3 separate regions of the Homo sapiens genome follow, and regions 1 and 2 are each linked to region 3. The links are chromatin loops, found by intact Hi-C in ENCODE. Cell type or tissue: A673. All regions are shown on one strand. Links, peaks and the distances in the headings refer to the core of each region. The heading gives the core; the rest is flanking DNA.

Evidence for each region. A loop is a pair of places that touch in the nucleus more often than their neighbours do. Peaks named below come from ENCODE experiments on the same cell type or tissue, not always from the same donor. Only the 100,000 strongest peaks of a DNase experiment are listed, where the experiment ranks them.
Region 1: it touches region 3 in a loop (4-fold over the local background); 23 of 110 quality-filtered maps call a loop at or near these places.
Region 2: it touches region 3 in a loop (2.2-fold over the local background); 8 of 110 quality-filtered maps call a loop at or near these places.

The regions. Positions count from the first base shown.
Region 1 is chr12:62,180,020-62,189,500 of GRCh38, reverse strand. All of the region lies in intron 1 of TAFA2 (TAFA chemokine like family member 2), which reads left to right. Among named protein-coding and RNA genes, the nearest start is that of TAFA2, 8.0 kb to the left of the region's middle. In A673, for the core only: no CTCF peak of the experiment used is centred there; no DNase peak of the experiment used is centred there; H3K27me3 peaks cover 429 bases.
Region 2 is chr12:62,117,267-62,126,996 of GRCh38, reverse strand. All of the region lies in intron 1 of TAFA2 (TAFA chemokine like family member 2), which reads left to right. Among named protein-coding and RNA genes, the nearest start is that of TAFA2, 71 kb to the left of the region's middle. In A673, for the core only: a CTCF peak has its summit at 3,091 (motif pointing right); a DNase peak (open chromatin) is centred at 3,136.
Region 3 is chr12:62,001,725-62,012,135 of GRCh38, reverse strand. All of the region lies in intron 1 of TAFA2 (TAFA chemokine like family member 2), which reads left to right. Among named protein-coding and RNA genes, the nearest start is that of TAFA2, 190 kb to the left of the region's middle. In A673, for the core only: a CTCF peak has its summit at 5,838 (motif pointing right); a DNase peak (open chromatin) is centred at 5,825; H3K27ac peaks cover 490 bases.

The sequences.
Region 1 (9,481 bases), core at 1-5,000, 180 kb before region 3:
GTCTCTTTCCTTACTTTATTTTGTTTTGAATCTCATCCTGAGTCAATTGTTTGAGTTGACCTTTCTTTTTAGAATCTTAATTTTTAAAGCCACCAGTAGCCACTTAAAGGCCATCAGTTACCACACTGGAGCTTATAAATATTTTCATTTTCCTAATTTTCAATAAAAAAGTTGGATTGTATTATTTATAGATACTAAAAGTCCGTGAGGTTGATGTCACTGCCAACTGAATACTTAGGCACAGGGAATCTTTTAAGAGGCAAATGGCTTTAGTGTGTTGTTTTATTCAGATTAGGCATTTTTTTTTTTATGTGAAAATCTTGATTCTTTTCTTGCCTTTAAAAAATTTAGTACTTTAGGATGCTTGAATTCATATTTATGTAGAGTGCTACGATATGTGTCTCTTAAAGATGAACCCAGAATTTTTGACATTAAAGCAAATGCCTATATAATGCTACAGGTTCTGCTAAAGGGGAATTAAGGCTTCTAAGTATATGTGATATTGCATTAGAAAAATATTAGCTATTTTAACAATGACAAATTGGAGAATGAAGATTCATTGAGTTGCCTATGGATTTATGTAAAAATAGATTACATATTGCTTAGAGATGGCAATATGGTATTTACTAACCACCAAGTTATAAAATGTGATGACATGGCTGTAAAAATATGTTTTTAGATATGGCCAGTTTTCCTATTTAAAAATTTATAAAATGATAAAATTTAGAGGGTGGTAGAAAAATTTAAAAATTATTTTATATTTTATCAGAAAATGTTAGTAGTCCTGGATCCAGTGTCTTCAATGTAGTATTTTGATGATCATTTTTAAATGTATTTTTGTGTTAAAATACACATTTAAGGATGATTTATCACTAATTGCAAGTTATGGATTACCTTATACAGGAAGGGTAAGATATGTATCTTCAGGATTTCTCAGTCATTTCTTATCTTGGCCCCTAAGAAAAGGTCCTGTCAGATTGCACCAAAGTTCAGCAATCACTGCAAACTGATGAACATTTACTGACGAACTCTCTAATGCATGTCCCAAACAAGGAATGTTCCAAAGTGTCATCAGTTATTTCTAATATATTTGAAAAGATGAAACAACCAGAGTGCAAACAGTTCAGTGCCCCTGCTTTTACTTCTGCAGTATTTTATTAGGGATGCCTCATTAAGTCACATTTTTCTGCAGCTGTTTTGTTCATTGAAGATTCAAGTAAAAATAAGGAACCTTACTGTGCAATGCAGTTTTGTTTTCTTGGTGAAAAATCACAACTTGGGGTAAAATAATCATCCAAGCCGTCATCCCCTTTGATCTATGCCTGACATTTGCAAATGCAATTCATCAACCTGTTATTAGTAGGGCTTCATCGAAACAAAGAGAAGAAATGCATTAACACAGCCTGCTGCTAGATATGAAGGCCAAACCAGCTGCATCAACTTCATATCTGGCCACATGCTTACACAAAATTTCACATGATATAGCCTGCTTTTGGACCACTGATTTTATAATGCCATGTAATATGGTGAATTTACCATCTTATTTGAAAATTCTTTGGTTAACTTTATTTTGAACTACTTTGAGCATATTGAACTATTTAATTATTCCATCGAAAGAGAAGAAATAATTTCACACTGAGTTACCATTAGTCTTTAGAAAACAGTTTTACTTTAGGTTCGGAGCACAATCTGAAACAGGAGATTGACAGGTGAGCCCAGCAAACAGAGACATAGAAGTTAGTTTCTGTTTTTTAATTGTCATTGGCCACTGACTTATTGGGTAATTTTTAGAAGGTCTGATTTTGTTCATTCAGTGCAGTGATTCATTCAGTGCAGTGTCGTCAATGAAATAAACAATTCTTGTCTTCTTAATCTTACAGAAATTTTAAGAGGATAAGTTAGACATATTGGAATGTGAAAGTATTTAAATATATTTCTCTGTAGTACCTAACAATATAATCTCTGTATCTATACATATATGCACATGCATACATACATACATACATACATATGCTTTAAATGACACCCATGTAAAATACTGGTTTTACGTAACAGGGTGATCAGAACAACTTTGTAGAATGTCTGCCTTTATAGGTGCATAGTTTTTCCACTATTTTCCATGATTTGACTTGCAGTACAACTGTATGCATAGTGTGACAACGTCATTTATAACTGAGTTTTACTGTTTGAGCCATTGTTAATACATTCTATTTTTCTCATGAATTTTTCTTTTGGAGATACTTTTATTTACTAGGCTACAAATGCAAAAAAAATCATTTTTGTCCTCAATGCGGAGACACTGTGGATGTTTTTATTGACACTACAACTGGGAATTTTGACACATTTTGAACGCTGAACATATCTGTGTGCTGCTGTCTTTATTGAATATACACCTCCATAGTCAATGCACAAACTATGTATTACATTGGCGTGTACTATTCTCGTTTAAAATGGTATCTACAAAATTGCCAGAAATATATTGATATCATACTCCAAATTTATGTTAGTTTTCCAAAATCCACCTGTTTCTAATGTGTATACCACATGGATATGTTGGATTTTATCCTGTGCTGTAATATTAGGCAAGCTAGTCAGTGGAATACTTAGGCAATTGATTGGTATTGCCATTGGAAAACATAAGGTTTCTAGTTTACTTGAAATCAGATGAAGAGTAAATATTTAAGCTGTAAGAAGAATACTCTATTTTGTTCAGTGGTTCATGTGGAGTATGAGATATATAACTAAGGAATCAGAGCTTATATGTTTATATTAGATAAAGTCCTTTTAATCACTTCCTTCAATCTCCTAAGTTACTCCATAGTAGCTGTAATTGTTTTATGATTTCCCCTGAATGGCTAGTTAGCAAAGTTACATCTCCCTTTCCCCAGCAATAGTACAAACATAGTCATTCAATTAAATTTATATTTATATTGCTTCTTTTAAACGTAGCTTTATGCAGTAGATTTTGGAAACTCTACAGAGAGATTCAATAATGTGATAATGTTGCATTCTAGCAATTACGGTGATAGGCTGAATTTAGTAATTTGACAAAATGAAGAGAACCAGCTGAACAAGTCTCCTGTACTATGTAAAGCTAACTCTCTACATGAAGCCTGGAAAGTTCAAAGTAGTTTTTGATGAATGCAAGGTTTGTTTTACTAAATATAAATAAATATATATATATTTGCTGCTACAAACTAGTCACTGCATAATTGCATGCATGTGAATGGGCAACGGTGTTGCCCTTTAAAGGTCATGCAAACATTCTGAACCTTTCAATTTTCAGTGTTAATTGCCTATGGCCTCCTGTAGCTGCACATGGAACTTTCTGTTGAGTTTAATAATAAAGAAAAACACTTTGACTTTCTTTGGGTGGATTATGCAGCTCTTTATAAACAAGTCTTTGAAAATAAATTATAGTGGGCACTAGAACAGAAGATTTTTGTAAAGGTGCATTTGTGCTTTGGAATTAAAGTTTTCAAACCAGAATGTCCTGGGCTATGAGGAGACAGATTCCTTCTGGTACAAAAAACTGATCATTCAAAATTATTGTCTATATCTGAAAACTCTGCCATGGTTTTAAAAGGGTTATGTGGTTATAGGAATTTTAATAGCAAACTTCCACCTAGTGATAGAACAAAGAGACTTTATTAAAATATATTCTTTGAGAGGGCAGGCCTTCCAGGACCTTACAAACAATAGGGCATTATATATTGATGGAATGAATTTGTGACTTTCAGATCAGTCAAGAATTTAGAAATGGCCATTCATATTACTTGAGAAAAACAACATTTATACTTATATTTTTATCATTACTAGCTTATAGACAGTTCTAATTTCACAGAGGCACTGTCCAGTACTATTTTATTTAAAGTAGGAAACCTGGTTACTGTTACCATTTCTTTCTTAGTTTAGTTTTACCTTGTTATAGTTATATGGTAAATGGCATACTCAAATTTGTTGGTGCTAGAGTGTTCAGAAAATTTCTCAGAAATGGCTATCAGACAAGTCAGTAGCTGTGAACTGGTCTTGCTTGCTATTTGGGTTCTCCAGCTTTGTTTGTATTTTCTTTGGAAAGTTGAGTCAAATTGAGTGAAATAGCTCTAACTTTAGTTCTTTTTCACAGTGTAGAAAGAGAAAAGAGGTAGACGATCCACATTTCAGTGAAGCAATTCAAAGGCCAAGGGGAGAATGAGAGGGCATTGAAATCTCATCCTCCACAAAACAGAGGCCCCATTTTGGAAAACTTTAAGGAAAAAACTTAACCTAATTTTTAAAAGTTTAGTTCTTGGACTAAATCTAATGACTGTTATATGACAGTTTTTTTCCTGCTAAGATATGTATGTATTTAAACATTATTGCCAACCCCTATTAGACTGATAATTGGCATGCTTATAAATATACATTCAGAATTGGGTCAGAATTTATACTTTTTTAGTTGAAGGTATGTTTGCTCCTTCCATCATTTGTTGAGTGGTTAAAATTCATTAGCTTGCTATTTGGGTTAGCAGATAAATTTTGAAATTGACTATTATAAAACCAGTGTGGTGCAGTGGCGAGAGCTCTGGAGATGCTTTGTAGCTCTAACAATAAATAACCATGTGGCCATGAAAAAACCACTTTATTTCTCTGTGCCTCAGTTTCTCAGCAACATATTTCTTCAGTGGAGTTTTTAAGACAATTAAAATAAAGTGTTTTTTCAGCCAGGCACGGTGGCTCATGCCTGTAATCCCAGCACTTTGGGAAGCTGAGGCAAGAGGATCACTTGAGCCCAGGAGTTCAAGACCATCCGGGCAACATGATGAAACCCTGCCTTTACAAAAGTAAAAAAAAAAAAATTAGCCAGGCATGGGTGTGTGTGCCTGTAGTCCCAGCTACTTGAGAGGCTGAGAGGGGGGAGGATCACTTGAGCCTGGGAGGTCACAGCTGCATTGAGCTGTGATCACACCATGCACTCTAGCCTGGGTGACAGAGTGAGACTATGCCTCAAAAAAAAAAGAATTTTTTTTTTCCCGTGTGTTCAGACCCACTAAGTATCATGGCATGGAAGTGCAATAATATAGCGTGACATATTTAACCTTAAGGAGCTTCCCTTTTAGTTAGGAAGTCAAGGAAAATCTAGCAGATAGTTTCTGGCATTTAAATACCTCATATATACTTTCCAATAGATAAGTAATCTGTTATATGACAGTTGTTTCCTGCTAAGATATGTATGCATTTAAGCATTATTGTAAACCCCTTTTAGACTGATGATTGGTGTGCTTATCAATATACATTCAGAATTGGGTCAAAATTTATACTTTTCTAGTTGAAGATATGTTTGCTCCTTCCGTCATTTGTTGAGTGGTTAAAATTCATTAGCTTGCTATTTGGGTTCTTCAGCTTTGTAAGATTGAGATGGAGATGATGAAGATGATGATAATGATGATTATGGTGATGACTAAAGGCTATAGACCTTGGGACATAAAATTGAATCAGATTTAATCTTATAATTTAGTAATGTTGCTTTATCTGCATGATGCTGTTTTGTTATAAAACAAGTTGTGATAGGTCATGGGTCTCAGGTTTTTTAGGGTTACATGTCTTTGCTCTACTGATGGCTTTCATAGTCACTGAAATAAAATTAGTTCGATCAACTAGGCTAGAAAATAAATAATCTTCATATATTATATGATAATTAAACATATTCATTCAAAATCTATGTATGAATTTTGAGAATTTATAATCCTTGGAAAAGTCTGTTCATTTATTCAATAAGTATTTATTGGGCACTGTCTTAGTCAGTTTGAGCTGCTGTGATAAAAATACCACAGATTGACTGGGTGCAGTGACTCACGCTTGTAATCCCAACACTTTGGGAGGCCGAAGTAGGTGGATCACTTGAGCCCAAAAGTTTGAGACCAGCCTGGGCAATATGATGAAACCCTGTCTCTGCAAGAAAATACAAAAATCAGCCGGGCATGGTGGCAAGTGCCTGTAGTCCCAGCTACTGGGGAGGCTGAGGTGGGAGGTTTGCTTGAGCCCAGGAGGTTGAGGCTGCAGTGAGCTGTGATGGTGCCACTGCACTCCAGCCTGACTGACAGAGCAAGACCCTGTATCAAAACAACTACCACCACAAACAAAAACAAAACCACAGACTGAGTGATAAACAATAAGCAGTAATTTCTCACAATTCTGGAGGCTGGGAAGTTCAAGATCAAGGCACCAGCAGATTTGTCTGGTGAAGGTCATCTTCCTGGCTTGTAGACACCCACCATCTTACTAGACCCTCATGTGGTGGTTGTGGGGTGGGGGAACAGGTATCATCTCTCTCATGTCTCTTCTTATAAGACAATAATACTATTCATGAGGGCTCCACTTTCATGATATAATTACTTCTCAAAGGTCCCACCTACAAATACCATCACATTGGAGATTTAGGCTTTAGTATATGAATTTTGGGAAGACACAAACATTCAGTCCATAGAAAGCACTCTCTAGGTGTTTGGGCTATCTTAGTATACAAAAAAGGCAGACATCTGCCCTCATGATATTTACCATTTTAGTATATTACTTGGAGTTTTGAAATTAATCTGAAGGAATGGTTCAACAATGTATTGTGCTGTATGTTTTCTTCTTAGTCATTCTTATTTATAGCTGTGAAGTATAGGTCTGAAAAGAAATAATTAAAATAGTTAAATATTTGAGTTGAAATGGATTGTGAAGAAAAATATTATAGAATATATTTGAGGTGAGGTATGTAATGCAGTGGATTGATTCTAGCTCACAAGGTCTGTCCTCAAATGGAGGGTGACACAAATGGTAGATGCAGAAGTTTAAATTTATGCAAAATATTTGGAACAGGCTCTGTAGTCCCAGAATGCCTTATTCCTCATAACAGTGCCTTTTAAACTTCTATGTGTACACAAATTACCAGGGAAATTTTGCTAAAATGAAGGTTCTGGAAGAGGGCCTGAGATTCTGCCTTTTTAACAAGCTCCCAGCTGAATACTGTTGGCCCGTGGACTATGGTTTGAGTTGCATGGCTTTAGAAAGCATTTTTATCACTAAATTTTATTCTGCACATTCGAAAAGGTGGGAAGCCTTCAACTCTTACCCCTTTGACAGGTTTCTCCCTGTGGCAAGCAGCTCAAACCTGGTCACTGACTCCAAACATTTTTCTCATAGGCTCTTTCATAGGAGCACAGAATTTGTAAGTGTTTTGCTTAGTTTTTTAACCTTCCATTTAGAGAACATATTTTTCCTCCAATACGTAAATTAGAAATTGTTTTTCACATATTAATACAAGTTTGGTTTACATCCTACAGTTTGAAGAGATGTTTATTTCATAACTAAGACATTATATTATATATCAATATATTCTAGTATACAAAGTCAATTTTAGTTCTCCAAATTATTTTTGGAATTTCAATAGTGACTTATTCCTTTTAGGGCTTAGATGTCAAAATTTTGGCCATAATGTCTAGGTTTTTGTTCTACTTGAGTAGCTACTATGTGTAGCGGGGGGGGGATGGACTTGAGAAAAGATGAAGCTTTCCTTGTGTATTTATTGGGCTTACAATTTTAAAATGAATATCTCTTCCTTTTTGTAAATTTTGCCCTGTTAATCTTAAATAACTTTCCATAAGTGATTCCTATAGGATTGAAGACATAATACTTTATGATTTAGGAAGTTTGAACTTCTTATCTTCATATATTAGAAGGATTTTCTCACCCTAAGCCAGTTTGGCTAATGTCAGAAGGTGTCATAGCTAAGGTACGTGACTCTATTCTACTGCTGTCTAGGACCTCATGTCACAAGCTCAGTTCACTGGATGAAATATTTCGTCATCAGTTTTATCAATGCTCTGGAAGTTCTTATGTTTCCTTATGCTGGTGTATTAATTATAAACTGAGATTAGATTTAGACATGTCAGTCTGAGGGAGTGAAGCAATTTGTTTTCTTTCAAGTTGTATGATTAATATAGTTCGTAATAGTCATGCTATTAAATCTTACTCAGTTTTTTTCTTCTAAGTGTTTACAAGTTTCTACTATATAGAATAGCTTTGCTTATAGCAGAGGAATGATATCAATTCATTCCACTGAATCTGTTAGACTGTAAGCTCTGTGAGGCAGACCCATGTATATCTCATTTCTATTGATTCTCAATGTTTAGCATAGTGTCTGGCATCTAATAGGTACTTAATAAACTTAATGGGAAGATGGGATCAGTAGTTACATAGTTACAAATTGATAGAGTGTAGCTTTATATGTTTCTTCAATGCCGAAGGGAGAATTCTGTGAAGAAGTGTCATTTCTAATTATGTGTGTGTGCACACGCGTGTGTGTATGTGAGAGAGAGACTCAGGGGGCGGGGGGCACCAGTTTTTCTGACCTACACCCGAATTAACAAATACATTCTAGGCAAAAGGTCAAGGACAAAAATAAAGTAAGCATGCTGACTGAAATTCTCATTCTTTCCATAATTTATTGTAACCTGGAGACTTAGAGACTACATACACTTGTGATTCTACTGTTGTATAAATTAAATAATATTTGTCAATGTCAAATTTAAGTGTTGTTAATCACATATGGAATATATTTTGATTGCTCTTGTCAGTAACTTGACTCATTCATTAGGGAATTTAAAGCCATTTATTCTTATCTACATAATTACCATTTTTGTAATTTATCATGAACTGGGATTTGCTTTTTTTTTGTTAACTTCAGAAACATTATTGACCATGATACCATTGTTCTTGGCTTCAATGATACTAAATTTTTTTGGCTATTCTAATTCTAAATGCTATTTAGTATAGCTAATATGCTCAGATATTTATTGATTTCATTTTCACCCTTCTGAGTTAAGTAAGGCTTCTAAATTCTTGCCACCATAGAAGATTCCACAAAATTAAAACTCTTTGACTGTACTTGATTATTTAAAAAACACATATGTTTAATAAAACCTGAAAAAGTTCAGTTTATTAGATTATAAAAAAGTTGAATATTTTTTCTTTGCATGTATTTTAAAAGATTATAACTGTATATATTAGCATTGCTACACACTTAGAAACTTTCTCAAAACCCTTGAATATGATGTCTTTAGTCTTTGAAGTATAATATTTTTGGGATTCTCTGATGATTCTCAAGAAAGGCTTTAAATGGAATGAACCTGATTTTTCCTTGTATTGTCCCAAAACACTCAGACTTGTGTAACTAAGCTCTAAGCTCAATCTAATTTTTGAGCTATGGCTACGGTGGTACTTATTGAAAAAGATGTATCTATTCTTCTTCCCCAATGCAATCCCAAATATGAAAATTCGTAAAAAATTCAGGTACTGTATAGTACTGAAAAAAATTTAAAATCAATACATGGAATTGAAATCAAGCTTACTGCACATTGGTGAATTTTACCTTGGAGCAGAGTCCATGTTACACTACTAGGAAAACTGGGTGAGCTATGATTTTCCTTGCTTACTGTCTTTTCCTAGCAGCTGATTA
Region 2 (9,730 bases), core at 1-5,000, 120 kb before region 3:
TCTCTGGCTAGTCAAGTACATGGGTGACCATGTCTCCCTGAAACTGTAATATTACTATATCATGTCTTATGTGTATTTATTTAGTGGATCTTGGGGGAAAAGATTTCTCTACTGAAAAAGAAAGATTTGTTCAAAAACTGGCATAACTTTTCAAGAGCTATAATTGTAAAATTGTTAGCTAAATGATTATTATGAAGTAAGTTTATACCTGGCCTGTAAAGTCCCCAAGGTTCTGTCCTTCTGTGGCTCTCCGGCGTCATCTCTTCCCTCTTCTCATCTCATCTCTAATTTGTCAGCATTACTGCATCGTTTATACTTATGCATTCATACTATGCTGTTTCATACCTTGATTCTCTCAGCATGGAATATCAACTTTCCCCTTCTATGCACATAGAGGGGGTTTGTGGCACAACGGAAGAATCTCAAACTTTGGAAACCTCCATGTTTTCAAAAGGATGCCAGCAAACCTGCTCAAACTTTACCCTGGAAAGAAAAAATATCTTTATTATCCTAGTGAGAAAACAAACCTGCCTTCTGCCCTGGAAAGAGACACTATTTCTACCTTCCAAGGCAGTTTGACATAAAAACATTCCTGAACAGCTAATCTGGAACGAAATATATGTTAATGCCTTTGCTTGGAAAGTGCAGAAATGGGAGCCACCCATGGAGAATTGTCTCCCAACAGCTGATGCACTTGGCACATTGTATTAAAATTATCCACTTAAGTGTCTGGTTGGTGAGCTCATTTAGGGCAGAAAGGTAATCTTTTTCATCTTTTCATCCCTACTATTCAGCATAATGCTTGTCAGCGAGTAGAGAATCAATGTATGTTTATAAAATCAATGAATTAATAAAGACTTTTAAAATATGGAGAATATGGGGAGCTATATTTCAAATTATTTTATAGCGAATAATCCATTAAACCACACTAAGACAACTGGTTTTCAAATGCCAAGTGGCCCACAGACAACCAGCTGGTTTTCCGTGATCTGGATTCTAATATATGCGAAAAAAATTTATTATATGATGATAATATCAGATTCACTTATTATATGCCAAGCACTGAGTTAAACTCTTTATAAATAATGCCTCAGTATATCCCAATAAACAACCCTATGAGTAGTACTATTATTATCTGCTAGTGGTAACAGAGACTCAGAAAGTTTAAAGAAAGACTCAAACAAAAAGTTTAAGTAACTTGTTCAAAGTCATACAGGTGGTCAGTGGTGGAGATGGAATTTGAACCCAGGCAGTTCGACGCTGAAGATTGTGTTTTAACAACTTAAGTTGTGCGACTCCTCACAGGAAACAAAAGAAAAAAAATATCTGCGGGAGTTATCTTAGGTTCTCTAAACATGTGCTCTGTCTCTCATACCAAACTTGGATAGACAGAACACAAATATGCCCTATTAACAGGTTCAGTGAGCATTTGGGAAACTAAACTGAACCGTTTAGCATTTGGGAACTAAACTAAACTGAACCGTTTTAGTAAAGATGTCTCTCTGAAAGGAAATTCTTCACGACGGTAAGATGAGTGTCTTCGTCTGTGAATGCTGAGGTTGGGGATGCATGAAGATATGTTATTGCTAACCTTCAACTAAACTAGGGCAGAGCCGGGCCAGCTTCATGGGCATGTGATCTGTGTAGTCACACAGGGCCCCATACTTAGAAGAGCTGTGCTTAGAGCAGTTTGCTTGGTTTGGTTCCTGCTCTGTTTTCAATCAGTCAGTCCCTGGATATTTCTAAGGGTGAGGACTCCAGAGGGGAAGGGTGAATTCCTATCAATCATATTCCTGTAATTATTAATTTTTTAAAAAAATAAAAGGTATACAATTCTGCAGAGGGAGTGAACGTCTGTTTTACAACTCAGGTGCTCATAGAATCCTTTTTGGCTTTTTCCCCAACCTCTTTCTATGTACATGAAAGTTCACTATCACCCATCTTAAAAGAGCTGTGCTTAGAAGAGTTGACTTGGTTGGGTTCCTGCTCCGTTTTCACTGTTTTGAAATTCTTGGTACTTTTTTTGAACAAGGGGCCCTGCATTTTCATTTTGCACTGGCTATTTCAAATTATGTAGTGAGTTATGGGCTGGAGTCTTGATTGACCCTTTACAACAGTGCATTATTTGACAATAGAGAAAGGATATGGGCTGGCTACACCAGTAACTAGAGGTTCTGCCAATATCTGTACTGGAATTTCTAAGCCGTGGAATATCCAATTCCCTGTGTATTTGACGATTCTGCAAGATCACGCTGGGATTGATTTAAGATGTATTTATTGTTGAATACTAGCCTATCTTAAGGAAAATAATATTACAGACAGTTATATATAATTTCCTAATTTTTAAAGGTCTTAGATCTATTTTCATTCTTTTTTTCTGGTCTGATGGTTTGTTTTAGGCCAATTTAACCATTCTCCTTTTATAATAAACACCAAATCAATTCAATGAGAGATAACATTTCCTTTTAACAGCAATCAATATTTACTATTTCCCTTTTGATGTATAAGTTACATTTCTGTTATCCTTAGTAAATGTGGAATGCACTTTGTGATTCCATTTTCTTTTATTTCTTGGTGTGTGTGACTGTAGGCTCAATATACTCTACTCTTGGGTTGGCTAATATATTTCAGTGATGTTATCAACAGCTTTGATTTGTATTCTTTTAGTAATACTTCTTAACTCCCTTTTTTTTTTAACTTCCTCAGAAATCTTACTTAGAGACCTTATATGACCTTTGGTCATACTCATCTGCATTTATTTCTGACAAATACATATGTAATCCAGAGCTTATCTCTTGAAGCTTTTTTTTCTGTACAGTTTTATATCATTATCTTTGCAATCTTTGCGATTCTCTGATGAATTCTACCATTCTTCTACAAATGGAAATAAGCAGGGGCAAAAATACTGATTCGCAGTGGTTTAAAAACCACTTGTCTTGAGTTATTGTTACTAATTTATCCAACTTCTAAATCTTTTCTGTTTCCAAATTGTTGCATCTTGTAGGCTAGTCAGCTTAAATTCGAGTTTAAACAGGAGAATATTTGATGAATAAGTTCTGTAACCTCCTAACTCTACAGACTTGTCTGTTGTACTGCTGCAGACCCAGCAGAGGGAGCCCAAGTTCATGAACCAATCTCAGGAGCGATTTTGATGGTTTAGAACTAGTTCTCCCTCAAAAGGTGGTGTGTGTGTGTGTGTGTGTGTGTGTGTGTGTATGTGTGTGGTGGGGGAGATTTGAGAATATGTGGGGTAGGTGTGTGTGTGTGTGTGTTGGGGGAGGGTTCAGAATGTATGTGTGTGTGTGTGTGAGAGAGAGGGAGAAAGTAGAATGAAGAAGTATAAAGTGTTAACCATTTGAATTTTAATATATACTTCAAATGTGGGGGATATATTACATCTTCTGAAGAAAAATGACAGAAATGATGAGGAGAAGCATTTGATTTTCAGATCCTGAAAAGATCTGACCACTTTTTTTTTCTTACTTTTCCAGTTAGCCTGTTCTCCCTTTAAAAGTTTTCAGATTGAATTCTTATACATTTCCATTTCTTGTGATTTTTATATTTAGGGCAATTTCCCAGTGAAAGCTTTTTTTTTTATTCCCTTCTTCAGTCTATTACCTTACAGGCCCACACATTGTGTGTGCACCTACATCTGAGATAGCAACTCTTGGAGATTATTTAAGTTTAGGTGAATGTTTATTCAATAGATTAATCAATTAGTCCACCAACTATCCAAACAGACTTATTGAGCTTCTAGTGCTATATGAGGTGTGGAGTGTGGGCATAGAGAGAGAGTATGCAGTTGAGAGAGGGAATAAAAGCTGTTTTCTGTCCTCGATAAACTTAAATGTGGCTGAGTATATAAGCGTATTTGGTAAAATACAAAATGTTATGTATCTAAATGCTAAGCAGTAGTTCAAAATGTCCATAAAGTGAATATGAAATAGGTGTTCAGAGGAGAAATATGTAGATACCTGTAGCTGGAAGAGCCTAGAAAAGCTTCAAGGGTGATATGAGCTAGATGATGACTGGTTTTATGCATGTTGAGATGAGAGAAGAGGGTTCTCCATGGTAGAAAAGCAACATAAGAAAGGCCATGGAAAAGAAGGTATGGTTTATGATGGGGCTGCAGGTCACAGTGTGGGATTATGCTGTTTGTGTGCTGCATACCCCTATGCGGTGCAGTTCACACCAAGCCAGTGTGAATGGTGTTTCTCAATGTACCCAGTGCCCTAGAATGAATTCTGTGGTGATTGGGGTTATATGGAACAGTGAGTGGTTCCTAGCCCTTTGTATGTTATCAATCACTCATTGAGAGGAATCTATACAGAGGCAGTGCAGTACGGTGGGTATATATGGACTATGTAATACATTGGAATCTTGGGTTCATCAGAAAATAACTGTGTGACCTAGCTCAAGTTATTAACCTCTTTATGCCTTATTTCCCCCTCATTTATAAAACCACACGATAATGATAGTACCTACTACCTGGAGTTGTAATGGCTAAATGAGATAAAAAGTCAATGCTTAAAGGAGCACCTAGAGCCTGAGTGTTAGCTGTTATCCTCAAAGAGCTGATGTGTTGCTCTAACAGAAGGAAATATCCTACTTTTTCAAGTGTAGAAATATTCCATTAGGCTTTTCGTTATGAACATCCTGGGTTTCATCTAGACTACTTTGTCTTTTGCTCTTTGAGAATGATGGAGCAGATCATATGCTGATCTCACAGGCGGATTCATTGAGGTAAATCAGATAGCATGGGCTTTTAAAAAAACTTATAAGTTCAGGGATACAAGTGCAGGTTTTTTACATAGGTAAACTTGTGTCATGGGGATTTGTTGTGCAGGTTATTTCATCACCCAGGTATTAAACCTAGTACCGATTAGTTATTTTTCCTGATCCTCTCCCTCCTTCCACCCTTCACCCTCCAAAGGCCCCAGTGTGTGTTGTTCCCTTTTGTGTGTTCATGTGTTCTCATCATTTAGCTTCCACTTATAAGTGAGAATGTGTGGTAGTTGGTTTTCTGTTCCTGTGTTAATTTGCTAAGCTCCATCTCTGTTCTTTCTGGTTTCAGTAAAATACAAAGGTGACACTGATTTCAGGAAGAGTGATGTTCACCTGGGAATTCAATGGTCATGCTTGTGCTTGCAGCTTTCCCACATTTTCTAGTTGTTTTGAACCATGGACAGAATATAAGCTCCATGAGAACAGGGGTTATGTCTACCTTGGTCACTGTCCTATCTCCTGAACCTTACATTTGCTTTTACCCTCAAATGAATGGGTCAGTGATTGAATAGAGGCATGATTTAGATAATTATCTCTTTTTCTCACAAATTTGTTGGCTGTCCTATCCTTAGCATAGTTGAAACAGGTTATTACTACAGAATATCTTGAGAGATGCCAAATTTAATATCTTTCCTGGTGGTTGAATCATTGCCATAAGATGAAAATCACTTATACTTTAGATCACGTTATAGTTTAAAAATACTCTCTCATACATCATGTAATTTCTGACAGCATTCATGGGAATTCGTTATTTCTCATAACTAATAGATTTAGTCACTGAGTCTCAGTAAAGTTGAATCACTGGCTCAATGTTACACACAAATCATTGTGGACTTTGGACTTAATCTGAGGTCTCTGACTACAAGCGCAAATTTTTGTGGCACTATACTTTTTAAATATCTGACTTGAAAGCCTTATGATGATACTCACTCCCCCGGCAGGAATAAAGTCTTTCTAACTTCCTCATATTGGTGTATATATGTTTATGAGATTAGGTAGGGGTTATCATGGAAGACCCCAAGAGGGATTCATAGGGAATGTGATACTGAGCAGAACCTTGAGGTGAGGAGAGATTGAACTTACCTAGGGTAGTTCATAGAAATCATGATGCAGCCAGATCACCGGAGGTCAGGAGTTTGAGACCAGCCTGACCAACATGGAGAAACCCCGTCTCTACTAAAAATACAAAATTAGCTGGGCCTGGTGGCATGCGTCTGTAATCCCACCTATTCGGGAGGCTGAGGCAGGAGAATGCTTGAACCCAGGAGGCAGAGGCTGCAGTGAGCCGAGATCACGCCATTGCACTCCAGCGTGGGCAATAAGAGCGAAACTCCATCTCCAAAAATAAATAAATAAATAAAATAAATAATAATAATAATAATAAAGAAACCATAATGCAGCCATTGGAAATGGAAGGCCTAGATGGGATACCCCACTAGAGACTCTGGAGTAAAGGCAGGAGTGCATAAAGAGATAGAACAGGAGAGACTGGAAAATAGAGAGCCTGGAGTGGGCATTATAGATTTTCATACCTTTATGTGAAGCTGGTCATGCTGTTGGGTCAGCTGGAAACCTAAAGCCAAGTAACTGAGTAGGCTGGAGTTGTGTTTGACTGTACATACCACACGAAGGAAGAGTTTGGAAAGACTATTTCTTACTTTCTCTTCTTCTCTAGTTTTGGAGAAAAGTCTTCATCAAATATGTTAGTAATATTCAACATTTTCTATGCCAATGTTTACATTATAGTCTGAAGCATGTCTGGAAATGGATGTTGTTTAAAAATTTTACCGCTATTGACTGCTTCTATTTTAAATTTCCTACATAATGAAATTACTAAATGGAATCTTTAAAAAGAAATACAAATGCCTATTTAATGAGACCATTGAAATGTACAATGCCATATCCTCTTACGTGCTTAGTAATTACAGACGTAGTTGAAGTCAGTCAACATTTGTGGGTATATCAGTTGTGGAACGACATAGATGGGCCTATTTTAGATTTATTTATGGCTCCCTGATTATATTGTGGAGCAAATTTTTGTTCTTTACAGTATCTAGCACAGCACTTTCTCATAGTAGATGTTTAATAGATGTTTGTTAAATGGTTTGGAAATTAAACACTTTTACTTTTTTTTTTAATGTTTTTTTTTGAGATGGAGTTTCGCTCTTTTTCCCCAGGCTGGAGTGCAATGGCGCACCAGAACTTCTGCCTCCCAGGTTCAAGTGATTCTCCTGCCTCAATCTCCTGAGTAGCTGGGATTACAGGCTTGCACCACCACACCCAGCTAATTTTGTATTTCTAGTAGAGATAGGGTTTCTCCATGTTGGTCAGGCTGGTCTCAAACTCCTGACCTCTGGTGATCCAACCGTCTCGGCCTCCCAAAATGCTGGGATTATAGGTGTGAGCCACCGTGCCCGGCCAAACCCTTTTGCTTTTACAGAGATGCAGTCATACCATGATGGAGCAGAAACAGAGAAACAAGAGCTCCTCTGAAATAGTGGATATGTGGCAATTAATTTACTTTTTGGTGTGCCTTTTCTTCATTTGTGACCTACTTATCTATAAGGTACAGGTTAATTCGGTTTCATTTAAAGCAGCGTTCAAAAGAGCTAATACAAAAATGAGGTAAAACAAATTATGTCATAGTAGGAATGCAAAAATGAAAATAGAAGTGGATATGTGGAGCAATGATTATGCTTGCCTTTCCCATATTGTGGTTACTTTTGTGTATGGTGTATGTGTATATATGTATGTGTGAATTTGTGTGTGTTCCAGTTAGTCAAAACAGATTTTTAAATATGCCTTGTTGAGACGATTGGGGATGCTTCGGGGAAATCATCTTCTTGTTTCTCTTCTTTTTATAATCATTCTGATTGTATTTGATAGTATTGGTAACCTCAACTCCTACTATGCAAATTTTTTTTCATTTAAGAAAACATTATATAACTAATTAGAATTTTATGTAAGTAGTAAAATTTGGGAGTGTTTTTTTAAGAATAATGTAATAATAATTTCCAGTAACTACAGATCAATGCCTGAAGAGTAAATAATTCATTAAATGTCTATGAAAACATGACACTAGGTCCTTCCCTCACACTACATGAAAAAACAACTCCATATAGATTAAGGATTTAAGTATCAAAAGCAAATCTTTAAACACTTAGTAGATAATCCAGATGAATGGTTTTTAGGTCTAGGATGTAGAAAGATATTTCTTAAATAAGGCATAAAACATGTTAACTATAAAAGAAAAGACATATATTTTGCTATATTAAAATTAAAAGCTTTAGTTCATTAAAGAGATGTCTTAAAGTGAGAAGTACTGTCACAAACTAGTTGACAATCTACATAACGGACAAAGGATTGGTGTTAAGAGCACAAAAAATTATCTACAAATCAGTAAGAAAAGTAGCAAAAGTTATAAATAGACACAGAAGAGAAAACTCATATGACTAACAAACATATGAAGAGATGTTTATTACACGATATCACATCCATTAGTGATCATGAAAACACAAAGAAACATAATAATACAACATAAATTTACACTGTTCTTTTGGAAGAAAATATAAAAGCCTGATAGTGTCAATTATTGGAGAGGAAATAGGTCCACTGAATGTTCTTCGCTGACTGGAGGGCAAATTGGTGCAATCATTTTAAAAAACATTAAACAATTTGGAAAAATTGAACATTCATATATCATATGACTTCAGAATTATACTCCTAGATATCCAATAAAACTCATTTACATATACAACAAAAATATGTGTAAAGATGTTAACATCATTGCCACTTGGAATGGAATAGCCTGGAAACAATCTAAATAGACATCAGTAGGAGAGTGGATGAATAAACTGTGGTATATTCACATTAAAATATGACACAGTAGTAAAATGAATGAAGTACAGCATTTACAAATATGAATAAATTTTAGCAATATAATACTGCACAAAAATAGCAAGTTCTAAAAAATTAATGATACCATTTTATAGAGTTAAAAACTAAAATATCCCTTTAGATACATATATATGTAATTATTCTTTGTGTACAACAGCAAGGGAATAAAGGGAATAATGAGTATGGGATGAAATTTGGTTATTGCCTCAAATCTGAAGATTCAGAGGGATGTCATATGAGGTGACTGCATAGTTGAATGTGGGTTGCAATCAGAGCCCCAATATTTGTTTTGGGAAAATTCATGTGTACTTATCACATTATTAAAAATGGCCAAATAGATAAAAGTGGGTCATACAATTACCAATGCTGAGAGTATGTTATAAGCCACGGATTATTATTAATCCAATTCTGTGCACCTGAAGTACAAAGAGGAAAAAAAGATGAACTAGTTCCCAAAATAGATGAATATTAAGGAAATTCAGTTTTTAGCTATATTTTAAGAGTTGGCATGGCAGGCTCTATTTTGTTGCTATTTTTATATTATTTATCAATGCATGTTTAGATTGTATGTTATAAGAAAAACAGCTTTAAGAACTCATTCCCAGGTTATCTGTGTCTATCACATAAAAAAGGAAACATAGGACTCATTCTACTACATTTTCTTGGTGCTCACTTAAATTATATTTTATATATTTTCTAAAGAAAAAATTGAGACAGTACTGAAACCAGTTTTAATACAGATAAGATACTTGGAACATTTGAAGTGTTGAGCATTTAAATAATCAGCCTAAACACATCTGTTGGAAATATGTGGGGTCCCAGGCTGAATACTGTGAGTCAATATGTGGAATTTCAGATCTAAATATCTAATTTACTAAAACATAGTTCCTAAAATGCACCACTTTTTTTTTATATTTAGAAAACAAAATTGGAAGCATTCTAGAATAGCAAAATTAAAACTATTGTGAATTATTGCAAATATAACACAATGCCAATATAATGAGGGCATATGCAAGATCCAAACAAACACAGGAACTAACCAATAAAA
Region 3 (10,411 bases), core at 3,874-8,873:
CTGAATGTGACTAAAAATATTAAGCCTTAGAAATTACAGATTTCTACAGATTCTAGCAGTAATGTTCAGCATGTACTATGAAATGATTTAAGAACACTTGAAAATCAAGTACAAACAATTGTCAGTAGCGTATAAACACTATTAGGGATCTATTCTCATAGAATCCCTATTAGTGCTTATGATTTACTTAGCATGTGTGTGCTGAGAGGTCAACCAAATATTTTACAAATGTGAAGTCAGCTTTAGCTCTATTTTACAGATGAGGCAAACTGAGGTTTACAGAAGAGCTTAGTGCAGTTGCAGGGGATTTAACTCTGGTCTGTCTTATACAAGCCCACTGGCTACCTTATACTACAGTTTCTTTTCTTTTTTTTTTTTTTTTTTAGTATTTATTGATCATTCTTGGGTGTTTCTCAGAGAGGGGGATGTGGCAGGGTCATAGGATAATAGTGGAGAGAAGGTCAGCAGATAAACACATGAACATAGGTCTCTGGTTTTCCTAGGCAGAGGTCCCTGCGGCCTTCCACAGTGTTTGTGTCCCTGGGTACTTGAGATTAGGGAGTGGTGATGACTCTTAACTAGCATGCTGCCTTCAAGCATCTGTTTAACAAAGCACATCTTGCACCGCCCTTAATCCATTTAACCCTGAGTTGACACAGCACATGTTTCAGAGAGCATGGGGTTGGGGGTAAGGTTATAGATTAACAGCATCCCAAGGCAGAAGAATTTTTCTTAGTACAGAACAAAATTGTGTCTCCTATGTCTACTTCTTTCTACACAGACACAGTAACAATCTGATCTCTCTTTCTTTTCCCCACATTTCCCCCTTTTCCTTTCAACAAAACCGCCATCGTCATCATGGCCCGCTCTCGATGGTCACTGTCTCTTCTGAGCTGCTGGGTACACTTCCCAGACAGGGCGGCCTGGCAGAGGTGCTCCTCACTTCCCAGACGGGGCAGCCGGGCAGAGGCACTCCTCATTTCCCAGACGGGGCGGCCGGGCAGAGGCGCTCCTCACATCCCAGACGATGGGTGGCCGGGCAGAGGCGCTCCCCACCTCCCAGACGGGGCGGCTGGGCAGAGACGCCCCCCACCTCCCAGATGGGGTGGCCGGGCAGAGGCGCCCCCCACTTCCCAGACGGGGTGGCCGGGCAGAGGCGCCCCCCACCTCCCAGACGAAGGGCGGCCGGGCAGAGGCGCTCCCCACCTCCCAGACGAAGGGCGGCCGGGCAGAGGCGCTCCCCACCTCCCAGACGAAGGGCGGCCGGGCAGAGGCGCTCCCCACCTCCCAGACGAAGGGCTGCTGGGCAGAGGCGCTCCCCACCTCCCAGATGAAGGGTGGCCGGGCAGAGGCGCCCCTCACCTCCCAGACGGGGGGGCCGGGCAGAGACGCCCCTCACCTCCCAGACGGGGCGGCCGGGCAGAGGCGCCCACTTCCCAGACGGGGCAGCTGGGCAGAGGCGCTCCCCACCTCCCAGAGTAAGGGCGGCCGGGCAGAGGCGCTCCTCACCTCCCAGACAGGGCAGCCAGGCAGAGACGCTCTCCACTTCCCAGACGGGGTGGCGGCTGGGCAGAGACTGTAATCTTAGCACTTTGGGAGGCCAAGGCAGGCGGCTGGAAGGTGCAGGTTGCAGCGAGCTGAGATCACGCCACTGCACTCCAGCCTGGGCAACACTGAGCATTGAGTGAGCGAGACTCCGTCTGCAATCCCAGCACCCTGGGAGGCTGAGGTGGGCAGACCACTCGAGGTCAGGAGCCGGAGACCAGCCCGGTCAACAGGGCAAAACCCTGTCTCCTCCAAAAATACAAAAACCAGTCAGGCATGGCGGCGCGCTGGCAAACCCAGGCCAAGGCAGGAGAACCACGGGAGCCCGGGGCAGGGAGGCTGCAGCGAGCCGAGACCACGGCAGTACAATCCAGCCTCGGTAACAGAGGGAGACCAAATAAAGAAATGGGGGAGAGGGAGGGGGAGGGGGAGGGGGAGAGGGAGAGGGAGAGGGACTACAGTTTCAAATTAGTGTTTTTGTGTAGATATTTTGAATGTTGGAAAAGTAAACCTATAGTACAAAAATGTAAAAGCTAATGGAGAATGGTGTGTTTCTTAGGCACATTTAAATATGTTATGAGACTACCTCAATTGACCAGTCTCCTTTATTCTTTTCTGGCAGGGGAGTAGCTATTTGGGGGCAGTTTTCAAAGAATGTTGAATTATTTAAACACACAGTACTTTGTCACCAAGGCATTCCTATCAGTGTCTGAAGACGGAAAGGGAAGGAAGATGAGTTTATTCCATATGGTTGGATAATTATTATCATGGAAGAAAACATGGACTAGGAGTTCATATCTAAGAACTGCTCATTTTTTGACTTTGTATGTGTCACAAGTTTTCAGAATATTGGTTTCCTCATCTGCAAAACAAGGAATAGAATTCTCTGATTACTTTCTGTGAGTAATAAATGGATGGAATGACGTAATGTGTCACTTTGGATGTCTTAGTCACTTGAAATAATATTAGACTTTCACATAATTATATATTTTTTATATCTGATAAAGCCAAATTAGTGTTTCTGAATTGCTCGTGTCTAAATGCCTAGTGTCCTTTTGACTTTTCTTTGAGAGCGTTTCATAGTGGTAATGTTAAACACAAATCGGAAATCATCTGTGCCATGTTATATCTTCTGTCCGCTCTAAAGAGGTTGGGATTATGTATAATCTTCAAATTCCCAGCAGCTATTGGTTCCTGCTACATAGTAGACACTTAAGAAATGCTTTTTAAATGAATAAATGAATACATCTAAGAAAGTTGAGCTTTCTCTGCTGTTACTGGAACCAATATAAGAAGGATTAGTAAAAGAGAACATGATGATTTTATAAATAAGGGGACCTGCATCATCTTTTGGCCTTATGATGCCCCCCAAATTCACTTAACTGACTTTCAAATAATTTGTTTAAGCAGTGTGTTTTGCAAAATGCTATAAACACCTGAAATTATGTGTTTAATATGATGATTCTATGTGTGACCAGATACTGAAGTTCTCATTGCTCTGCTTTTGTTCTGAAAAAATGACTTACATGGGCTAAAAGATTCTCCCTCCTGTAATGTGTGTACATTTACAATAGGAAATTTTCACTGGTAAACATGATTAAGTTACAAAAATTTACTAGTTAGAAAAGTTCGTCATCTGAGATGATCCAAGTATGATTGCACAACAGTCCTCTTTCTATCAATTTCTGTCATTTGATTTTTCTCTATTCGACCCAACAATTTTCTTTCAAAGGTCAGTTCTCTCATCATGTGCAATAAGGGGCCTAAAATGTTGGCAATAAAATGGATAGTGTCAGGCATTTGTCAAAACACCAAATAACTGCAATCATCTTTCTTGTGTGTAATCCTGATGCATCCAGACAGACAGCAATGCCAGAAAGTCAGCTAGGAATATTTGGACATGTTACCAATTTCATTATTTTGCTTATTCCTTAGGGATTACAAGCATACCTAAAATGTGTTCATCTCAAAGATGGGTGTTATAGTAGTAATATTTTAAATAGAATATCATAGGTATTAGACTTAGAATTAGACTTAGAAGATGTTATGTTGTGCGATGATACTTTTAATAGAGTTTGGCAGTATCATAACAAAAAAATGGTAGGTACTAGCATATACTTACACATTTAAATTTTGTTTTCTTCCTGTTACTGCTTTACCTTTTCAGTTCTTGAAAAACATTATTCTATTATAATGTTAATTTTAAAAAGTATAGAAACTATGTGAAATATTTGATATTTAACCACTTAATCAACTCCAGTAATGTGATATTTTTATAGATTATTTATAGTTGCTGTATTTTATTTGTCTTAAAATACATGATCAAAAGGAAATGACAGTAACAAAGAAGAAAAAATATCTTACATGGTAGTGCAATGAATTATTTAAACATCCAATCAAACTTTTTTCATGGTGTTCCCAAATTCATTTAGTTGATTTGCTTATACTTTATTTCTTTGTAAAGAGTTATGAGGACCTTATGTTAAGTGAAATAAGCTAGACACAGAAGGACACATACCATATGATCTCACTCATATGTGGAATTTTAAAAGGCTGATCTCATAGAAGTAGAGAGGATAGTGGTTATCAGAGGCTGGGAAGGATAGAGGAATGGGGAAATGTTGGCAATTGGGTACAAAATTCCAATTAGGAGGAATAGGTTCTTATGTTCTTTTGGACAGTAGGCTTGACTATATTTAATGATAAAGTATTGTATATTTTAAAATAACTAGAAGAGAGAATTTTGAATGCTCTCGCCACAAAGAAATGATAAATGTTTGAGGTGATGGATTTGCTAATTACATTGATTTGATCATTATACAGTGTATACATGTATGTAAATATCACACTGTACCCCGTATTGTTATGTATCAATTTAAAAGAAAGTAAAACTTTAAAAAAAGTACACTTCTGAAAGTGTAGTACTAGCAATCAAAAGAAAGAAGATGGGGTCTGTTTTTTCAAGATGAGCTATCTTTATAAAATTACAGAATGGGGCCCTGGAAGTCATTAGATCACTCTCCCATTCAAAGCAGAAATTATCTCTGTAGTGTTCCTGATAAGTTCATTTACTTATCCATTCATCAAATATTTATGACCTACTATGAACTAGGTTCTCTTCCAGTCACTGTGAACAGAACAGTGAACCACATAAGTTAAGTCTCTGCTTCACAAAGCTTGCTTCCTCGTGGGAAGATACAGATTATAAATAAAACAAAATCACTTTGATAGTAACAAGTAATATATATTATGAAGATCAGGGTAAGAGGATGTGGTGATTTCGTATAGGGTAATAAAGGAAGGTCTTTTTGATGTTGGAACATTTATGCCCTAAATGAGCTGTAAGACGAGGCTGTGTGTCTATGTGTGTAAAGAACATTACAATCATAGGGGTCAGAAAATGCAAAAGCCCCTGGGAGATGACATGCTCAGCATGCTCCAGGAATAGGAAGCGGTCAGTGTGGCTGGAGCAGAAGGAGCATGGGGGCCAGGAAGAATGGTAGAGAGGTGGCCAGGTGACAGATCACACAGGACGCATCTTCATCACCCTTCCCAGAGTTTCCTTCAATCATGCTTCACAGGCAAGATTCATTTCTTAACACCTCATAAAAAGAAATATATAGTCCATTTAGTCTTATGAGATAAGAAATATTATAATAAGTTTATAGTTGTTAGTTTAAGTAACTTGCAGATGTCTGAAGCACACACTTGTAATGAACATTTGTGATGAGTTAGGGATCTGTCTCCCTTTTTTCCTTGCAAGGAGATATTAAAATGGTTGATGGGGGCTTACTAATGAATTGTGATAGAAAATGGGTTGGGGAGAAGATATATTGGTCACTGAATTTGGTGACTTCCATTTAAATGACAATGTCAGTGCTTGCAATTGATATTTGAAGCTGATAAACTATTGACAGTTTCCTCGGTAAAATATGGAAAAACATTGGGTGGCTCCATCCATCTGAGTATGATTTCCCTTTTCTCTTCCTAGTTGTAGCCTCTCTTAGACTTTAGTTAGTAGTAAAGCAAACATAAAATGCTGGAACAAATATAAATATTACTATTCAGTGCCTTGTAAATCTATTTTATCTCCCATTTTAAGTGTATATGATATTATATATAATTATGTTATTATAACATGATAGTTATTTCTAAATCAATCATTTGTAGGCTACTCTATTTCGGATCTTTAGATACATCTGCTATCCACGTGAAATTTATAGGAGCGCTTTGGTTTGAAGTATGACCATTTTCCTCTTCTTACCAGCAGAGGGCACGCTTCACAACCCTGTTTGCCTTTGTCAACAAAAAGCAGTGATGAAATAGGAAGGTTTAAAGACAAAAACAAAAACAAAACAAAACAAACCACTGATAAACTTTCAAATCTCATGTGCTTGGTTTACAAAACAAAAGTATCATCAAAATGGAAAGAAATTTAGGATCTAGTCAGTACTACCATCACCAGGGTAGATTTTATACTGTTCAAATCATCTAAGAGAGATTGAAGTAGTTTTAATAAATTGAGAGAAGAAAGAAATACAATAAAGCTGTGCTATGAGTCTTCATAGTATTATAAAAATGAAAATGTTGAAGTTTATTTTGCTTAATAGAGCTTGATAGGAAAATGATGAATTGTAAATTTTAATAAGTAGATGATTTGAGGGTAGATTAAGACTTATTTTTGGATTTTGCAGTTATTTCTTTCTCAGACATGTTTTTTCATTGGCAGATATACGAATCAGAAGGACATCGAACTTGAGTTGCATCACTTACTATTTGTGCAACTTAGGGCAAATGAACTGTCTACACCTCACTTTGCTTATCTGTAAAATCCATATAGTATTTTTGTGGATTAATGGAAAGAAAGCAGGATGACAGAGAGGGAACCTGCTTTCTAGTTTATCCCTATAACCTTAGAGAAAACATTGATCCTCTCTGGTGCTAATTTTCCTGCTCTCAGAATGAATAGTTTGAACTAGATTATCTATAATATGTGTGGTGTATAGTCAATGAAAGCACTTTCATGCTAAAATTTCATATTAAAGTTTCTAGTAAGCTAGAAAATGCTATATGCATGTAACTGAATTAAACATGCATTTCCTCTATTTTACATTAAATTATTTTCTATATGAATTTCCAGAAACATATCTGTATTCTGAAGTCACAAATAATCTATATTTAAGATCTCATTGGAAATGGAAGGAAGGAAGAAGCAAGGCTAAAGTGGAGACGATAGCAATAAAATTAGAACTTTTCTTCCATTCATTCATTTATTCATTTATATTGTGTATATATATGGTATATTGCATAATGTTTTGATATACACATACATAGTAAAGAAATGATTACTACAGTCAAGCAAATAAACACTGCCGTCACCTCACATAGTTATCTTTCTTTGGTGGTAACACCTAAACTCTACTCTTCTAGCAAATTTCTAGTATATGATACAATATTATTGACTATAGTCTTTATCTTACACATTAGCTTTCTATATTTAATCATCCTACATAACTGCAATTTTGAACTCTTTGACCTACATCTCTCCATGTAGTTTACCCCCCTCACCCCATCCCTGGTAACCACTGTTCTATTCTGTTTTTATGTATTTGACTTTAAAAACATTCCACAAATAAGTGAGATCATACATTATTTTTCTTTGTGTTTCTGGCTTATTTAATGTAGCGTGATGTTCTCTAGGTTCATCCATGTTGTTGCAAATGATGTAATTCCTTCATTTTTAAGGCTTATTAATATCTACTATGTATCTGTACCACATTTTCTTTATCCATTCACCCGTCGATAGACACTTATTTTGTTTTCATATCTCGACTATTATGAATAATGCTGCAATGAATATGGGAGCACTGATATCTATATGATACTCATTTCATTTCCTTTGGGTACATATCCAACAGAGGAAATTCTGGGTCATATAGTAGTTCTATATCTTGCCCATCCCGCTTATCTTAAAGACAATTTATACCCTATCACATTCCCCATCAAACTTGGAGACATTCATTTTTTTCCCTCTCTTTACTCATATCTGAGCAGAGACTAGATGCTTGTTCCTACTTTACAGTGCAGCTATTTTCAGCTCAAGTAACTTTTCTTCTTTTTAACACCTTTTTTGCTTCATCTCTCTTCTAGCCATTGCCTAGTAATATCAGAAACACCTTTCCAGCTCTCTCTTTATTTCATTTAAATGAGTTGAAAAGAATATAACCATATCAGAGCAGTGCTGGTGATCCACTTGTAACAGGGACAAAGAAAGCCATGCTTTGAAGTGAAAATAGACATAACAAATACCTCATTTCTTAAAACTTTAAAAGAGGCTTGAAGTTTCCTGCAGAATTAGCATAAAAGTTTTCATCTTTCTTCTCACTTTCTTTAATTATGTATGGCTGCTCTTAAGTGTTGGTATTTAAGATAAAATAATACCTTTATAATTTATTTATTTTGTATTTTTGCTTAATATTGTAATGATTTTAGTCACTGCTATTCATTTATAATATATAATATTTCAGATAACTATAAACCAAAAGTGATTTTATAGATGGACTTGTGGATCTACAATTAAGAATGTTTTTTCTGTATGGGAAGCAAATGTAGAGATTAACTTTTAGACGGTAACATATGAGTCAATTAGAAACGTTCTCCTTTTTTTGCATGCACTTCTTGTGAAAAATGGGAAATGAAAAATGTGAAAGTCTACTCAAGTCTGGTTCTGCTTCTTTTGAAATCCAGCAAGTCACACATAGAAATGTATTTATGTTTAAATTATGTAAACATATTTATTGTACATCTATATACTAGCCATTGCTCATGGTACTTGGAATATATAAGAGAACAAGACAGATTAAGATCTTTGTGCCTCATGGAGTCTAAATCCTAGTGGTGGTAGACAGGAGAGAAGCAATGAACACAATAAATAAACAAATTGTATAGTAGAGTAGACATTTAAAAGTGCAGTGGTAAAAAGAAAAATAGAGCAGGATATGAAGGATTGGGAGTACCAGGCTGAGGTGGATGGGTTGCAGTTTTAAATTGGATTTCAGAGTAAGCCACATTCAGAAGCTGAGATTTAAGCAAAATTTGAAGGCAAAGGAGGAAGTCAAGAGAGTATATCTAGGGTAAGAACATTCTAGGCAGAGGAAATAGTCAGTGCAAAGGCTCTGAGGTGGGAGCTTGTCTAATGGGATAGAGGAACAGTGAGGGGCCCAGTTTAACTTCCTGGATTGAGTTAGCAGATGAGAATAGGAGGGGAAATCAGACATAAGGGGGTGCGGTTCATGGCTGGCTTTGTAAGGCATTGCTTGGACTTTGGTTTTTCTCTGAGTGAGATGGAAGCCACTTGAGAGTATTGAATAGGTGAATGACAGGTCCATATTTACATTTAAAAGGATCCTTTTGGCTACCATGTTGACAATAGACTGTAGATGGAGAAAGATAGAAGCTGGGGAACCTGTTAGGAGACTAATGCAGTAATCCAGGTGAGAGATGATGGTGGTGAGAGATGATGGTGGTGAGAGGGGAAAGGAGTAAAGGATGTATGCAAGGGAGTAATTCCAATGACTGGCAATAGAATTTAATCTGAGTAAGAAGGGTAGAGAGGATGTCAGATGGGTGAAGGACATAAAAAATTGGTAGAATTAATGCTTTGCAAGAACTTGTGGGGTTTAAGCATTTTTAGAGTGAATTGATGTACTGGAAGGAATAAGGTAGAAAGATAGAAAGATGCAACCCAGGAGGTGGATGCATAAAATTTAAATTTTAGACGATTTATAGGTAACAACAAAATGAAGAATATGACTTGGGAATGTGAAGCTAGAATAGGGAGTATGATATGATTATTGGAAGAGAGAAATTCAGGAAGGGGCCAGAGTGTTGGAAGGACTATCTCTATGTGAATTGAAATAGCCAAAAATTAAGATAGGGGTTGTGTTTTAGAAAGTCATAGTAAACCAGGAGCTAAAATTGTCAAGCAATAAGTGGAAATGACACAGGTATCAGTAGACTATGTCAACAATGAGGGTTTGCGAGTGATGTAATCTGATGACATGAGAGTCTAAGCTAGGAAATTTTATGGAAGAGATGGGGAAAATAATCGGGAAGCTATCTTGAGAAGCAAAGAGTGCACCTCACTTGTAGCTAGGCCCATTACGCAAAAATGAGAGAAAGCCAATACTTGAGACACAAGGGAGGCAGGGTGCTCAGCGGGGAGCCAGGATTTCAGTTAGAGAAAGAACACTGAGGTTACATGGGGGCTATTTGTAAGGAAAGGAGAAACTAAAAAAGGTCTTTTATGATTCAAATATGTGTCTCACAGAAATTTTCCCTTTTTATTATTCCAAATAAATAAATCTAGAAATATTTATGGAATACATGCAATATACAGAGTACTATGTCCTAGGCTATATGAAAACGCAGTGAAACATAAGCCACTACAGGACCTAATTGCAGTGACCTTCCCCACCATATTATCACCAGTCTCTGAAGAGTTTTCTCATTGGTTGGACAAAGGGGACAAGCGATGTGGTTCCACAGAAGAGAGAGGCATAGGATGGTTAAGGTCCTCCAGGTTGGTGATCAAACCATCTGGCTTTTGTTTTTTGGTAACATTGTTTTGTTCATATTATCATGGGATCTTTGATTCCAAGTTTTATTTGTATTAAAACCTCTCTACAACATCATCACTTAACAGCAGCTAATTATAGTGCTGCATAATATCTTATTTTCATCTGTATGTTTACATAGTTTTTAATTAGCTGTAGTTATAATTTTTTGATTTACTTTTGATATATAATGTGAATCATTATATATTAGGGGTCCCCAACCCCTGGGCCACAGATGGGCATCTGTCTGT